Regions from separate parts of the Homo sapiens genome. Here region 1 is linked to region 2. The links are chromatin contacts, found by Hi-C or POLR2A ChIA-PET in ENCODE. All regions are on one chromosome and are shown on one strand. Each heading gives the region's core, a stretch centred on a gene start or an enhancer-like site at or near the end of the contact. The rest is flanking DNA. Distances are from core to core; before and after follow the strand shown. Region 1 overlaps GPKOW (G-patch domain and KOW motifs). Region 2 holds the start of PRAF2 (PRA1 domain family member 2).

Region 1 (4,557 bases), core at 1,574-4,073, 38 kb before region 2:
TGAGTAGCTGGAACTACAGGTGCCCGCTACCACACCCAGCTAATTTTGGTATTTTTAATAGAGACAGGTTTTCACCATATTGGCCAAGCTGGTCTTGAACCCCTTACCTCGTGATCCTCCTGCCTCAGCCTCCCAAAGTGCTGGGATTACAGGCATGAGCCACCACACCCAGCTGAAAGGCCCTTCTTTTTTTTTTTTTTCTTTTTTTTTTTTTGAGATTGGGTCTCATTTTATCACCTATGCTGGAGTGCAGTGGCACCATCATGGATCACTGCCACCTCAAATTCCTGGTTTCAAGCCATCCTCTCACCTCAGCCTCCTGAGTAGCTGGGACTGCAGGCACTGACCACCATGCCTGGCTAATTTTAAAATTTTTTGTAGGCTGGGCGCGGTGGCTCATGCCTGTAATCCCAGCACTTTGGGAGACCGAGGAGGGTGGATCACCTGAGGTCAGGAGTTTGAGACCAGCCTGACCAACATGTCAAAACCCCATCTCTACTAAAAATACAAAATTAGCCAAACGCAGTAGTGGGTGCCTGTAATCCCAGCTACTCAGGAGGCTGAGGCAGGAGAATCGTTTGAACCCAGGAGGCGGAGGTTGCAGTGAGCCAAGACCACACCATTGCACTCCAGCCTGGGCAACAAGAGCCAAACTCAGTCTCAAAAAACAAAACAAAAAAATCTGTAGAGATGAGGTCTGACCATCTTGCCCAGGTTGGTCTCGAACTCCTGGGCTCAAGCGATCCTCCCAACTTAGCCTCCCAAAGTGCTGGGACTACAGGTGTGAGCCACCACGCCTGGCCAGGAAAGGCCCTTCTGACAGGACGCTGGTTGGGCTGGTCCTTGCTGTGGGCCTCACTCCCCTCTCCCTTATCCATAGGCCTGAGGGAAGACATGCTGGAGACCCTGGTTCCCAAGGCAGAGGGTGACCGTGTGATGGTGGTGCTGGGCCCACAGACTGGAAGGGTGAGTCTCAGACCTGGCAGTAGAGGTTTGTGGGTCGTTCAGGGCCTGTCCCAGGGTCTAGGCTTGCCTTGCTGATTCCACTTCACCTCTGTTCCAGGTGGGACATTTGCTGAGCCGGGACAGAGCACGGAGCCGGGCTTTGGTGCAACTGCCAAGAGAAAATCAGGTGGTGGAGCTTCACTACGATGCCATCTGCCAGTACATGGGCCCTAGTGACACAGATGATGACTGACCCATGGGACTCCTCCCATCCCCCAGGCTGGTACCAGTTCTGTACCATATGAGAAAGTTGCCTTCAGAAGGTGGGAAGATCATTGTTCCATCCTCTACTTCTGGTGCAGTCCTGGGACAAGGACAAGGGAAAGGGATGGGTGAACCAGTAGGGAAGCTAGAAACAAACCCAATATTTACCAAAATTTAGGGTATAATAAAAACCATTTCAAGTACTTAATAGAAAGATGAAATCATAAGTGGTATGATGAGCTGCGAGTTAAGGTGGGAACTGAGTTGACTGAGGTGGGAACCATTTCACTTTTCAGCCTTGCTTTTCTGCTCAGGGTACAGGACAAGTTAAAGGACTCATTTGATTGTGAGCTCACTCTTGGAATATAGATACTATAAGCTTGGGCACAGTGGTGCATGCCTGTAATCCTAGCACTTTAGGAGGCTGAGGTGGATGGATCGCTTGAGCCCAGGAGTTCAAGATCAGCCTGGCCAACAAGGTGAAACCCTGTCTCTACTAAAAGTATAAAAATACAAAAAATTACCGAGGTATGGTGGTGCACGCCTATAATCCTAGCTACTCAGGAGGCTGAGGCAAGAGAATCGCTTGAACCCAGGAGGCAGAGGTTGCTGTGAGCCCAGATTGCGCCACTGCACTCCAGCCCAGGGGACAGAGTTAGACTCTGTCTCAAAAAAAAAAAAAAAAATCTTTAGATGCTGTGGAATCTGAAATACTGTATCTCTGAACAACTTTCTGAGCAAGAACTCTAGCAACTAGCAGCAGAGTATGCTTTCACTCTCAGTTTAGAGCAGGACCCCAGAGAATATGCTGAGCCTGGGGTCTTCCTCTGTTGCCCAGACTGGAGTGCAGTGGTGCAATCATAGCTCACAGCAGCATTGATCTCCTGGGCTCAAGCGATCTTCCCGTCTCAGCCTCCCAAAGTGCTGGGATTATAGGCACTGGAATGAGCCACCGTGCCTGGTCTCTGGCTTGTATTTTGTTAATCGTAGGGAGGATGTTCCCAACTTCTCATGTCCAGTAGTCCATTTCCTATGCTTTATGCACTTCACTCTGTCAAGGAGGCCTCCTCCTTTCTCCAATCATAATAAACCAGCCTTGGTAGCACCTTTGAGAAGGGCTAAAGCTCCCCAGGGAATGGCACTGGGGCTCTGTCTCTGCCTGTAACACAACATAACCTGGCCATTTCAGACACCCTCCATCTCCTCCCCGTGCCACAATGCTAAAGCAGATATCTCATCAGCTTCAGATTTCCTGGAATTCATCTTTCTCCTAAGCCTACGCTTGAAAATGGGGCCCAAAGTTCTTGAATATGGCCCTTTGTCCAGAACACCTAGCTCCAGCCAAAGCGCCTGGTCTCCCTTGACAGGCCACTGGGACTTTTTCTGCTTTACCTTGAAAGGAGCCCTGCTGATCCCCATTTTGAGGACAGGGCTCCTTACATTCAGGGAAGTGTGGACAATATAAGGAGGCCTTCCCAATATGCCCTTTGTTCACTGTGCACAAACAAAGCCTTGTATCTGAAGACACTTTGAATCTGTGCAGTGTTCTCTCAGCTTGCTGCCTGGCACCTGCCTGCTGCCAAAGTTGCTCTTGCGGCAGTGGTTACTGCAGCAACGGCTTCTGTGAGCCCGAGAATTCTCTACAGGCCCCTCACAAGCTGGGGACTGTGACCTGTACAATTTGTCCAGACTGGCTTTTTTCACATCACAGGGATTGAGCAAGAGGTAGATTAAAAGGCATCTGCCTCTTCTGCCAAGCCCCCAGAAGTTTCCCTGGCAGGGGTCTGCTTCTGTTAAAAATTGTCCAGATGCCAAGCCTTGAATTTGTAGCAGCAGACTCAGGAAGCAGTTTCTTTGCCTTTCAGAGAGGAGTCAATTATTGAGGTGCTGTGGGTTGCTGTCTGGGCTGTGTTCAGTGGCAGATATGGACAGGTCAGCTCTTCTTTTAAAAAATTTTTTTTAAATAATTTTTTATTTTAAATATAAGAGAGACAAGGTCTCACTATATTGCTCAGGCTGGTCTTGAACTCCTGGGCTCAAGTGATCTTCCCATCTTGGCCTTCCAAAGTGCTGGGATTATAGGCATGAGCCACCACTCCTGGCCTCAGCTCTTTTTTTTTTTTTTTTTTTTTTTTTTTTGAGATGGAGTCTTGCTCTGTCGCCCAGGCTGGAATGCAGTGGCGTGATCTTGGCTCACTGCAACCTCCACCTCCCAGTTTCAAGTGATTCTCCTGCCTCAGCCTCCTTAGTAGCTGGGATTACAGGCGCATGCCACCATGCCCGGCTAATTTTTGTATTTTTAGTAGAGACGGGGTTTCACAGTGTTGGTCAGGCTGATCTCAAACTCCTGACCTCGTGATCTGCCCACCTCGGCCTCCCAAAGTGCTGGGTTTACAGACATGAGCCACCATGCCCAGCCTCAGCTCTCTTTTCTAACATTCCTTCCTCAGTCAAGGGAATGCTCCCCTCTACTCCCACACTGAGGCCACCTCTTCATCTCCATGTCTGCAGCACCACGCAGAGGGATGAAGTATCCAACAGCTTCTAAAGCTATCTAAGTGGGGGCGGGTCCTCACCAAGTCCCCTATCACACCAATTCATTCAACAAACATCTCTTGAGCTCCTACTGAATGCCAGGTACCATCCTGCATGCTAGGGGAACCGTATGGAGTAAATCACTTAATATCAAGACCCTACTATATGCCAGGCAGCATCCTGGGTACCGAGTATGGAGCTACAAACAAAACAAACATCCTTGCCCTTGTGGGGCTGACACTCCACTGGGGCTGAGACAGTGAGCAATAAGCAGAAGTAAGTGATGGAAGATGTTATAAGAAGCTGAGAACCATGGGGGAAAGGGGCAGTATTAATAGGATGGCCACAGAAAGCCTTAGAGAGAAGGTGACATTAAGCAACGGTATTAAGGAAGTAAGGGATGGTCATGCAGCTATCTGGGGAAAGCGGTCTAGACAGGGGAAATGAAGTGCAAAGGCCCTGTGGTAGCACTGTTGCTAGCATGTGTGAGGAACAGCCGGGAGGCTGGTGTGGCTGCAGGGGAGTAAGTGAGGGAGAAGGTGGTAGGAGGTCAGGTCAGGGAGATCCTGTAGTGCTGTAAGGTCAGTCCACTGGAACTACTATGGCTTTTGTTCTGACTGAAGTGGAAATCATGAGAAGCCTCCATATAGCCACTGCTAAAGACTGCCAGTTGACAACTCCCCACTTGCCATACACCCCCCACCATGTGCACACAGAACCACTCTAAATACATTTGTTCCTCTGGTGCTTTGGTCAATCTAGCTGATTTCCATTGTTGGGAACACAGATTTTCCCATTAGATGCCCAGCAAGG
Region 2 (2,992 bases), core at 1-2,500:
GATTGGGCAGTACGTGGACTCTCAGTGGAGCCTGGCGAGCTTCACTGTGCCTGCTGAGTCAGCTTGCATCTGCGCCTTCGGTCGCAATACTTCCAAGAACGTCAACTCTGTCATTGGTGAGTGGGAACAGCCCCTTGGTTGGGGGTACTGCATGGGGCAAAGGCCTGCAGGTTGGACCTGAAAGGATTTTAGGGCCATGTGAGGCTCAGCTTCATCATCAGTAAGGGGGACAGCACTGGGCAAAGGCCTGGAGGCAGACCCTAGGTCCTGAGATGCCTGAGAGGACTGGAGCCTGTGGCTGTGGCAGCCTCTGACCTTTTACCACCCCCCCTCCCCCAGCCATCTGCGTAGATGGGACCTTCCACAAATATGTCTTCACTCCTGATGGAAACTGCAACAGAGAGGCTTTCGACGTGTACCTTGACATCTGTGATGATGATGACTTTTAAGGACCCTGGGGGCTGTGCTAGGGACCTGCAGTGGCAGAACTGCAGAGCTGAGCCTTGGCAGTGGGGCGTGCTTGGAAGCCACCAGCCAGCAAGCATTAATGGGGCTGGTGCCCACTTTCCACTCAGCAGAGCTATGTCTAAATAAAGAGCTCACTTCCCCCCAGCACTTCTTGATGACTGTGTGCCCCAAGGGCCAGGCCAGAGACCCAGGAAGGCAGCGACCCCTTGGGATCCCTAACCTGGAGGAAATTGCCAGGGACCCAGAGGGAGTGCCCTAATCCAACCTGGGGATTTTTTAAAAGCTTCCTAGGAAGAGATGATCTCCGATGTGATGAATACGAATAAAAGGCCCTTAATGGCATTTACGGCTTGACCTCAGGGGCGGGGCATGGAGTTTCCTGGAGAAATGTGACCCTCTTGGGCGCTGACAGGAAGGAGGTGGAATCCAACTCGGATCCTTGTGACAGTCCCTCCTTTCTTATCTGTCTGGCTACTTTGTGCTTGAGCCGCTGGCACCGCCCGGAGCAGCCCCTGCGGCGCCCCGCGCGGGGGTGGATGGCAGTTTTAAGGGTTGGGAGCATCTCGCTTCGTGGCAAAGGCTTGATTTCCCGGCAGCCTTTGCTGCTTTCCTGAGCGGCGTGTTAGTTGCTTTTCCGGTCACGTGCATCGCCGCCCCTGCGCAATCCACCTAGGAGGTTAGGAAAAAGCTGCCCAGCCCAGACTCCATTTCCCGGTGTGCCCCGCGGTGGCGAGGGGCGTAACGGTTGTTGTAGTCCGGCCCCCTCCTGGCTGGTCCAGCCACATTAACCGGCAGGATGTCGGAGGTGCGGCTGCCACCGCTACGCGCCCTGGACGACTTTGTTCTGGGGTCGGCGCGTCTGGCGGCTCCGGATCCATGCGACCCGCAGCGATGGTGCCACCGCGTCATCAACAACCTCCTCTACTACCAAACCAACTACCTTCTCTGCTTCGGCATCGGCCTCGCTCTCGCCGGGTGAGGGAGGGAGGCGCCGGTTGGCCAGGGACGTCTGCAGAGCGTGGGGGTAGACCCACAGGTCTTTGAGGACCAGGACGGGGAACCTGAGGGGGGTGCAAGGCCGGGAAGGGCGAAGTCAGTAGAGATGGACGGCCTGAGGGGCTTGGAAGGGGGGCCTTGAAGGAGGTGGAGCCTAGTTATAAGGAGGGCCTCAGGGAGATGGAGCCTGGCTGATGAGGAGGGCCTGCGGGGGATGGGGGTCTGCAAGGAAGATATGGGGAGGATGGAGACAAGTGTGGGACTGAAGGGGAAAGTGGGCTGGAAGGTGAACCGGAAAAAAAGGAGGGCCCGAAAGGGGGACATGAGAGTACTTGAGGGGCGTAGGGGGGGTGTGATGTGAATGATGGGGCCAGATTGAGGCCGACCCTGGAGTACTTAGGGCAGAGACCGGGAAATAGACGGTAAAGTTGGAGGGTTTGGAAGATGTATTTATTGGGGATCCGGTCTTGGAGGGGAGCCTGGCTATGATTGGAAGGCGCCAGGGGCAGGTACCTGTTGGGGAACTTGGGCCCAGGAGGAGGATCCATGGTTGGAAAGCCTGAGACCAGAGAGGGATGGAGAATCTGGAGGAAGGACTTGAGCAGTGCTGAAAGTTCAGAGTGGGGCTGACGACCTGGAAGAGGTCCTAGCAATGATGGAGGGAGGAATCTATAGGGAAATGGGAGCCTGGAGGGCGGTTCTATAAGGACCCTAGGCCTGGGGAGAGGGGAACGTGTGAAGACAGAAGGCCTGAAAGAGGGATTTGCAGGGGCTGGTGTTAAAGGGGGAGCTTGCGGGCAGGCTGATGAGGGGCCCTACGGGGGCAGAGTCGGAAGGAAAGTCCAGGGAAGTGTTGGGAGCCCGGGGGTGTGGGGAGTGTCTAGCAGGATGGGAGGGCCTGAAGCGGGGACCTGAGGAAGACAGGACAGTGGAATTGACAAGGAGGAAAGGAGGGGTCTACAAGGGTGAGTCGGGAGCCCTGGCAGATGGGCCTGCTGGAGATAGGGCTGGTGGGAGGATGTGCCAGGCTGGAGTGTCCGGAGACGGGAGACCCTGGCTCTTGGGGCCCAGGGTGGGTGGTGGTCCGGAGGCCGTCTCTCCGCCCGGCCGGCTAGCTTGGTTCCCTTGTACCCGCAGGTACGTGCGGCCACTTCATACGCTCCTGAGCGCGCTGGTAGTGGCGGTGGCCCTCGGCGTGCTGGTGTGGGCAGCTGAGACCCGCGCAGCTGTGCGCCGCTGCCGCCGCAGCCACCCTGCAGCCTGCCTGGCCGCAGTGCTTGCCGTCGGCCTCCTGGTGCTCTGGGTCGCGGGCGGCGCTTGCACCTTCCTGTTCAGCATCGCCGGGCCGGTGCTTCGTGAGTCTCCACTACCCCGAGATAGCCAGGAAAGCAGCCAGAGCATGCTTAAGGCACCAGGCCAGCCCTGCCGGTCCCCGGGTTGAGAGGGGGCTGGGAAACCCGAGGGCCTCGCCACGCCCCCGCTAAAAGCGCCTTCCCGGGCTTCGTTCCCCCTTCTGGGAACACCCCTT

Evidence for each region. A loop is a pair of places that touch in the nucleus more often than their neighbours do. ChIA-PET counts read pairs that join two places held with the same protein, here RNA polymerase II (POLR2A). Pooled maps may share reads with other maps.
Region 1: a loop to region 2 is called in a map of dorsolateral prefrontal cortex, with 2.4 times the contacts of the local background. The contact joins the enhancer-like site here to the promoter of PRAF2 in region 2. A Hi-C loop is called at or near these places in 15 of 168 maps with a recorded cell type or tissue (B cell, CD4-positive, alpha-beta T cell, CD4-positive, alpha-beta memory T cell and 10 more), 20 of 37 single-sample maps with no recorded cell type and 31 of 50 pooled maps. POLR2A ChIA-PET finds 5 or more read pairs at or near these places in 24 of 52 experiments (B cell, BJ, CD4-positive, alpha-beta T cell and 19 more).

What each region holds. Positions count from the first base shown.
Region 1 is chrX:49,110,262-49,114,818 of GRCh38, reverse strand. GPKOW (G-patch domain and KOW motifs) reads left to right here. Exons shown (of 11, transcript NM_015698.6): 10 at 881-966; 11 at 1,064-1,412. The coding sequence ends at 1,198. Among named protein-coding and RNA genes, the nearest start is that of GPKOW, 11 kb to the left of the region's middle. Within about 2 kb of position 2,823, at least 2 of the 41 ENCODE cell types and tissues checked have a DNase peak (open chromatin) inside an H3K27ac peak, as active enhancers do; they include dorsolateral prefrontal cortex, where a contact is called at or near this core.
Region 2 is chrX:49,072,260-49,075,251 of GRCh38, reverse strand. It overlaps PRAF2 (PRA1 domain family member 2), which reads left to right and starts at 1,250. Exons shown (of 3, transcript NM_007213.3): 1 at 1,250-1,443; 2 at 2,602-2,819. The coding sequence starts at 1,265. WDR45 (WD repeat domain 45) reads left to right here. Exons shown (of 11, transcript NM_001029896.2): 10 at 1-116; 11 at 340-810. The coding sequence ends at 449. RefSeq lists a silencer at 968-1,067.